Linked DNA regions of Homo sapiens: region 1 is linked to region 2. A link is a contact called in ENCODE Hi-C data. All regions are on one chromosome and are shown on one strand. The core of a region is the stretch at or near the end of the contact, and the rest is flanking DNA. Distances in the headings are between cores, read along the strand shown.

What was found. Hi-C counts contacts between places; a loop is a spot of excess contacts on that map. Pooled maps may share reads with other maps.
Region 1: a loop to region 2 is called in a pooled map, with 14 times the contacts of the local background. The contact joins the promoter of SREK1IP1 here to the promoter of AK6 in region 2. A Hi-C loop is called at or near these places in 5 of 50 pooled maps.

The regions. Positions count from the first base shown.
Region 1 is chr5:64,766,523-64,770,217 of GRCh38, reverse strand. SREK1IP1 (SREK1 interacting protein 1) reads left to right here and starts at 1,527. Exons shown (of 5, transcript NM_173829.4): 1 at 1,527-1,713. The coding sequence starts at 1,701. CWC27 (CWC27 spliceosome associated cyclophilin) reads right to left here and starts at 1,288. Exons shown (of 14, transcript NM_005869.4): 1 at 1,030-1,288. The coding sequence starts at 1,071. LOC124900985 (a long non-coding RNA gene) reads left to right here and starts at 1,722. Exons shown (of 4, transcript XR_007058787.1): 1 at 1,722-3,263. RefSeq lists enhancers at 792-1,516, 1,235-1,554, 1,705-1,794, 946-2,145, 1,517-2,243 and a silencer at 1,482-1,776.
Region 2 is chr5:69,367,008-69,370,769 of GRCh38, reverse strand. It overlaps AK6 (adenylate kinase 6), which reads left to right and starts at 1,250. Exons shown (of 5, transcript NM_016283.5): 1 at 1,250-1,307. The coding sequence starts at 1,280. TAF9 (TATA-box binding protein associated factor 9) reads left to right here and starts at 1,250. Exons shown (of 3, transcript NM_003187.5): 1 at 1,250-1,307. It overlaps RAD17 (RAD17 checkpoint clamp loader component), which reads right to left and starts at 952. Exons shown (of 19, transcript NM_133338.3): 1 at 837-952. RefSeq lists an enhancer at 149-698.

The DNA of each region.
Region 1 (3,695 bases), core at 278-2,777, 4.6 Mb after region 2:
CCATTACATTTTTGCTGGGAATTACAGCATTTTTGGTTTCACTTTTAAATTGCTCTCATTACATTATCAAATGTCAATGAATAAAAGACTGTATAAATTATTTATGATGCAATCATGTAACAAACAGGATGGTATGTTGTGTAAATTTAGCTTATCTTAATTCAACTATATACTTCCAATCTCATTTTCTCCAATATGCTGATTCATCAAATTTCATATGTGATATAAGCTAGGTCTCAATTTAAGAATTCAGGTGACACTTATTCCACAACAGACTCTTCTGCCTTGTACAGCATACAAACATCTTGGATGGGAATTGGCATACATTAGCCATCAAATCAATCAGAGAAACCTTTCCCCATTCTAATGTGGTAATAGTCCCCATTTCCCACTTTCTCTGACTGACAGTCATCTCAGGTTTTAAAACCAGCTCAAAAGATATCTTTTCCATGAGGCTTTTCCTAACTTCCCCAGTTGTTCACTACTCAGTACCGCCATAGCAACCTGGTCTCTTCTCCACAAGCACGCTTATCAGACATACAGGCTTTTGTTTACCTGTCTGTCTCACAAACTAAACTATAAGCTTTTCCGGGAAAACAACTACCTTACCCATCCATCTTTGTATCTCCGGCGCCTAGTACAGTGCCCAGTGCCTCGCAGGCGTTCAATTAATGATTGTAGAAGAAATGGAGAATGAATGACCTTAGTTAAGCAAAGAATATATCAAACTCAAAAATGTCTGTTTAAAAACCTAAGACCCCAGAAATCGGCTGCATGAGTTGGGTTAAAGCATTAAATAGGACCGGAATGCTGGTAGGTAGAGAAATCTCCACTTGACTTCTTCAAGTACATCCTGAAAAGTACCAACATCAGTGTTTCGATGCAACATTGTCCACATGCAGGAGTAAAGACAACACTTCTCGTGGTCTCTTCCTACCACGAGATCCTGAAACCCACTCCCCACCCCAAATCCGGGAAATCTCACTTTGGGGATCCCAGGACCCCAAGTTCCCTAGATGAGGCTCTCACCTTCCCATTCGTGGGAGGCTCCTGGATGTAGATGTTGCTCATCTTGGTCAGTACAAAGGACTCTGCTCCTTACGGGGGATGAGAGCGGCCGGCCGGCCACTAAAGCTGTCCGCCTACGAGTACACTCTTCCTTAAGTCCAGTGGTGCAGGAAAGCTTCAGTTTGTCAATATCACGCAAGACAGGGACACCAAACACTACCCCTGCCCAAAGGAGCCCCTCACGGACGCCGCCATGTTGTTACCGGACCCGAGCACCGCTAACCCTGAGAAGGGTTATTCCAATGTACTCCAGGGAACGAGAAAAGTCCGTAAAGTTACCATAGCTTAATGTTATTTATGTTATTTGTATTACAATATTAGAAGGGACACTTCATAAGTGTTGGCGGTGTTTACACTACTCTCGTGTGCAGATCAAACTAACTCCCCCTCCAAAACTATCAGTAATGGTTCGGACCATGTGTCTTCTGCAATATGACTCGTCCGGAAACTGCATCCGCATCTACTGGTTCTGCCGTCGCTAGAGGCGTACAGGCCCTTCCCGACCGTAGCGAGGGTGCTGCTGCGCTGGGGGAAGGAAAACGCCGCTTTGACTGTGCCTTGTTCTCACAGCTGGCGGGAAGCAAGCGCCTTTTCGAAAGCCAGAGGCTCGAGTTACCCCTCTTACCACCGTCATGGCAGTCCCAGGTAAGGAGCAATTACAGGGCCTCTGCGTCCGAGCTCCGAAGGGAGCGCAAGGGAGGGTAGGGTAGGGTGCGGCGTGTACGGAGCAGCGCCCATGGGGATTTAGGCGGAGGCCTTAAAATTCACAGGTTTGTTTTGTTTACATGAAAAAGTTTACACTCCAAACATAAACTCTGAAGGAAAGAAAATAACTATCTTCCCCCCAGGAGCCAAGCCCCAGCTGCTTGGGATTACAGGGAAAGTGTATTGTGGAAGGGAGGGAGGAGGGAGAGACTGTAACTGTAGGCCTAAGGGGGCAAGCGGCCGAGAAAAACTACCTTAACTGTGGTATGGCTTAAAACTAAAACTTGAAGTGGGAACACTTGGCCGACCCAGGTAACCGGAGGCATCGTTTGTCTTAGAAGTCGCTAGGACCCACCGGGTGTGCGGGTTCTACTCCTAGCTCTTCCTGTTGTATGTAGCTGCTCCGTGGCCATAGATTGGTCGCTTTGTGCTTCTGGGCCTCAGTTTCCTTATAAAAAGAAGGAGCTTTGTTGAATTATATATAAGATTTCTTCTAACTCTCAAATTCTATGTCCAGAAGTTACTGACCTAAAAACGGTGAACTCTGCAGAATAATTACTTAAAAGATTTTCTCGTCCTCAACTACCAGCTTACTTGGAAGTTCTAGTAGCGGAAAGCATCTCCTCAAACCAGCTTTGCCACTGCAGAACACTGATTGCAGGAGACATTTTCAGAAATACACACTTCTCCACCCCACCTCCCAACTTGGAAATTCCCAGCGCACTTTAGTAATAGAAAAGATTCTATTCTATTAGAATAGAATACTATGAATTGCTATAGAATTACTATGAACTATAGAATTACTATGGTTCAGAACCCTAACTTTGTTTAAACCTGCACTTCCCAGTATTATTTGACCAGGTTCTTTATTCTGTGGCAGCCTTTTTGAACCTCCTTCTACAGATAGCTGTTATTGGAACACTGTGCTTTTGTACTAACTGAAGTTTGCGGAGGAGTACATCTGGAGCTGTGAGAGAGGAAATGTACACTCTTTATTAAGCCTACTGTGTGCCAGGCACTGGTACTGGGCATTGGAAATACAGTGGTGAGCAAGGTAGACATGGTTACGCTTCACACAGAACTTAGAATTTAGCAGTGAAGAGAGAGAAATTTACAGAAAGTGGGACAAGTGCCATGGCAAGGAAAATACAAGACCTTAGCACAAAGTAAGGGCACCAAACACATACAGGATGGGCAGAAGGACTTTCCAAAGGAGGTAGCACTTAGGAGGAGATCTGAATTGTAGGAGGGGTGGCTTGAAGGGAGAGGAGACTGCAGTCGGAGGAACTGGATACGTAAAGGAAGAGGAAATATGTGAAAAGAGGAAATGAAAGATGTTTTCTATGGATGGAACTCAAATACAGATGGGAGATAAGTGAGAAATTAAGTACAGAGGTAGTAGCTGTAGCTAATATTGACTAATATTTATGTGTCAAATATGTCAGAATGAAAGATGTTTTCTGTGGATAGAACTCAAATACAAATGGGAGGTAAGTGAGAAATTAAGTAGATAGTAACTGTAGCTAATATTGACTAATATTTATAAGTCAAATATGTCAGATACTATATCAAACATTGTATTCTATCTCATTTAATATTCACAACTGCACTGTGAAATGAGTATTAATATTCCCATTTTACAGATGAGGACACTGAGGGACAAAGAAATCAAGTAATTTGCCTATTATGAGACAGCTGGAAAGCAAGAAGTCAGTCTGGTTCCTCTAGACTGTGTACTTCATTCATTTTGCCATCGTATAGGATAACTTACAAGGTAGTTTCCAGCTCTTTAAGGACCTGTAGGCCATGACAAGAGGTTTGGCATTATCCTACAGATGGCAGGAAGCCATTTAAGGATTTTAAAGCAGATTCACATTTTGGAAAGATAATTCTGGCTAGAAAGTAGATTGGAGACAAAGTTT
Region 2 (3,762 bases), core at 1-2,500:
TGTTCAGCCCTCCGCCCCAAATCGTTCACGATTAGAGACTGTGACGTTTCAAAAGGTATACAGGTGGAAAAAAAACACCTATTTGAGTAAATATAGTTTGTAGCTCGAAATAAAAGATGCAGACCAGGGGCCGGACGCGGTGGCTCATGCCTGTAATCCCAGCACCGTGGGAGGACGAGGCGGGCGGATCATCTGAGGTCAGGAGTTTGAGACCAGCCTGGCCAAAACATGGTGAAACCCCGTCTCTATTAAAAATGCAAAAATTAGCCGGGCGTGGTGGTGGGCGCCTGTAATCCCAGCTACTCTGGAGGCTAAGGCAGGAGAATCACTTGAACCCAGGAGGCGGAGGTTGCACTCCAGCCTGGGCGACAAGAGTGAGACTCCGTCTCAAAACAAAACAAAAACAAACAAACAAACAAAAAAAGGTGCAGACTGTTGTCACGGTCAGGTCTCTATTCACTCTTGAAAACAAGATTGACAATTACCTCCTTTAAAAAGCAGATAACTGTCCCTGAAGATGCGAGGTTACTGAAATGAGATGTCAGAGGTAGACCTTCAAGACTATTCCTAGCCGACCCACCACCACCCCACACAGTGAACAGGGAATACTAAGCTCAAATATTCGTCCAACGTAATCCTGTAATCAGTGGGGTGCCGGGTTGAGCTCGCAAATCCCCGCTGCAGGACAGGGCTCTGCACCCTCAATCTTCTCATCCCCAGATGGGATGGGCGGGTCGGGAGGAGGAGCGACGAGAGCCCAGGAAAGCTTGAAGGCAGAGATAGACTCACGTCTCTAAGACATATACATAATATAGCCGCAACCGCGGCGGCCTTACTTTCCCGGAGCTGCATCCCCTTTTAGGCGAAGAGCGGAGGCGACCAGGGACTACCCTAGGTGAAAGGGCAGCCACCTGGCCCTACCCGGGCTCAACGCCGAGCCTCTCGGAGGTACGGCCTCCCGGGGACCTTCCAGACTGGTCGGCGCAAGCGAAGGGCGGGGACCACCGAAGGAGTGTGTGACTTAGGCATCCAGCGCACTGCCTGACCCGAAGTACCGACCCGAGTTATGCCCACCCTCCAACTTTGCGACGGAAATGTGTCATCGAAAGCCAGGTAACCAGTGGGCCGCGGCTGGGCCGCCGGGGCAGGCTAGGGGCGCCGCGGTGGGCTTCGGGGCCTTTGGGGCCGTGGGCTTTTGCTGCCGCCCGCCCCTTCCGGCTCCTCCCTGTAGAGCAAAGGGCACGTGAGCGAGGCGCCCGAAGCCGTCGCGGCGGGGACCATGTTGCTTCCGAACATCCTGCTCACCGGTCAGGGCGCGCGGCCGGGAGGGACTGGGCTGGGGCAGGCTGGGGGCGCAGAGTGCTCTGGGCATCGGGCGCCCAGGTGGGGGCCCCTCACTGCCCTCTTCAGAGGCCGGCCGAGGGCCACGAGGCGGTTGTCAGCGCCCCGGGAGCCGACCCTCGCGGGCGTTGCGGGAGGCGAGGGAGGGGACGCGGAACGTTAATTCCGTTGGCCTGAGGCTCCGGGGGGGGGCGGGGGGGGGTGGAGAGAGGTCGGCAGATCCAGCTCTCCAGCTTGGCAACCTGCTTAGTCTTTCTGAATCTGGTATTTCGTTTGTAAAATGGGTTGTTGATTCTTTGGCAGGGTTGGCCTTGGGATTTTTAGCGAAATAACGTAAGGCCATATCTGCTTCCCGGTAGAGTCATTAATGGTGGATGCCTCACTCCTTAGGCCTCCGTGGGCCGTATTTTATTTTTTCTTTGCTTCTGATAAACGCCTCAGATTAGATTTCGGTAAACGAGTTCAGATGTTTGTGACGTGACGAAATTGCTGTATGCTTTTGTTGAGTTACATCAAAGGATCCCCCCGCCCCTTAAAAGGAAGGCATATAGAGCATTTCGGGTCGTTTCTCGCGTAGGAGTGGGTCTTTGAAGCCATACTCAGGGTGCATGTTATCAGTGAAGGGAATTAAAATGCTGCATAACGACTTTAACGAATATTTTTGCTAGCCGTTTAGTCCTGAAAGTGTTTATCAAATTGTAGGCCATTCGTGGAAAAATCTAATGCATGTAGATTTTATTGCAAGGTACAGAAAAATTAAGACTCTTTGTGGGAACAGTAAAGTTACATCATTCACCCAAAGGTAAAATTGTTGGCAGCGCACAAGACATGTCTGTTTCTGAGAGGTGCAGATTAACCACCCCACAAATAACGTTTAGAATTTTAGATTCCTTAAGCGGAAGATTTTACATCTTTTTGCATGGATCAAACATAGTGCCCTGGTTATTAAGTCATTGTCAAAACTTTAAAGTGAACATTTTATTGAAAACATGTTGAGTCCAGGGTTCAGACTTGGTGTATTATAGTGGACTTGAGGTGACCGTTATTCTCCTGGGTATGGGAACTGGATTATCCCTGTTATCTTTATGCTTAAGTTTAATTTCAGGGATGTTAAATCTGAATAGCTGAAAATTATGAATTTGATGATCTTGAAATGTAATTTTAATAGGTATCAGAAGGGGAAGGTAAAGAACAATGTATATAGTATTGTCATTTATGTAAAAGGGAATATGTGTTGTATTTATATAACAAAGAGTATGTACATATATGTACATTTACATGCAAACATAAATAGGGTTTCTTTGGGAAAGGAAACTGGTTTACAGTGGTTATCTCTAGGGAAGGGCGCAAGGGGTCAGTAGAGGTAATTTTCAGACTGCTTAATTTTAACATGAACAGTTTTGTTTTTGTTCTTGTTTTTGTTTTTGTTTGAGACAGAGTCTCATTATGTTGGCCAGGCTGGTCTCGAACTCCTGCGCTTAAGCGATCCTCCCGCCTTCTCCTCCCAAATTGCTGGGATTACACGCGCGAGCCACCACACGTGGCCATGAACAGTTTTTAAATCTTTATAAGTTAAAGCAAATAGGCCAGGTGGGTGGCTCATGCCTGTAAATCCCAGCACTTTGGGAGGTGGAGGTGGGGAGATCGCTTGAGCTCAGGAGTTTGAGCTTAGCCTAAGCAACATAGCCAAACCCCGTCTCTACAAAAATTAACCAGGGCATGGTGGTGCATACCTGTGGTCCTAGCTACCGGACAGGCTGAGATGGGAGGATTGCTTGAGCCCAGGAGGTAAAGGCTCTAGTGAGCCAAGTTCCACTGCACTCCAGCCTAGGTAACAAAGAGATATCTTGTCTTTAAAAAAAGAAAAAGGTAAATAAATTATTGTAATTGATTCGAGGTGGCTAATTTTTTTTTTTTTTTTTTTGAGATGGAGTCTCTGTCGCCAGGCTGGAGTGCTGTGGCGCGATCTTGGCTCACTGCATCCTACAACTACCTGGTTCAAGGGATTCTCCTGCCTCAGCCTCCTGAGTAGCTGGGATTACAGGCACGCGCCACCACGCCCGGCTAATTTTTGTATTTTAATAGAGATGTAGTTTCACTATGTTGGCCAGGATTGTCTCAATCTCCTGACCTTGTGATCTGCCCGCCTCGGCCTCCCAAAGTGCGGTGATTACAGGCATGAGCCACTGCGCCCAGCACGAGATGGCTAATTTTATTCTCAGCAGTTCCCCGGTAGCAGCAGGCAGTTTGAATTGGCGTCAGAATCTGCTGAGCCCCACCCCTGGAGAATCAATACACTGGGTAATATTCTGACATTCAGTTAGCTTTGGAAAATTTTTATTAGATCGTAGTACATGCTAATTTACATATGGCCAGGCATGGTGGCTCACGCCTGTAATCCCAGCACTTTAGGAGGCCGAG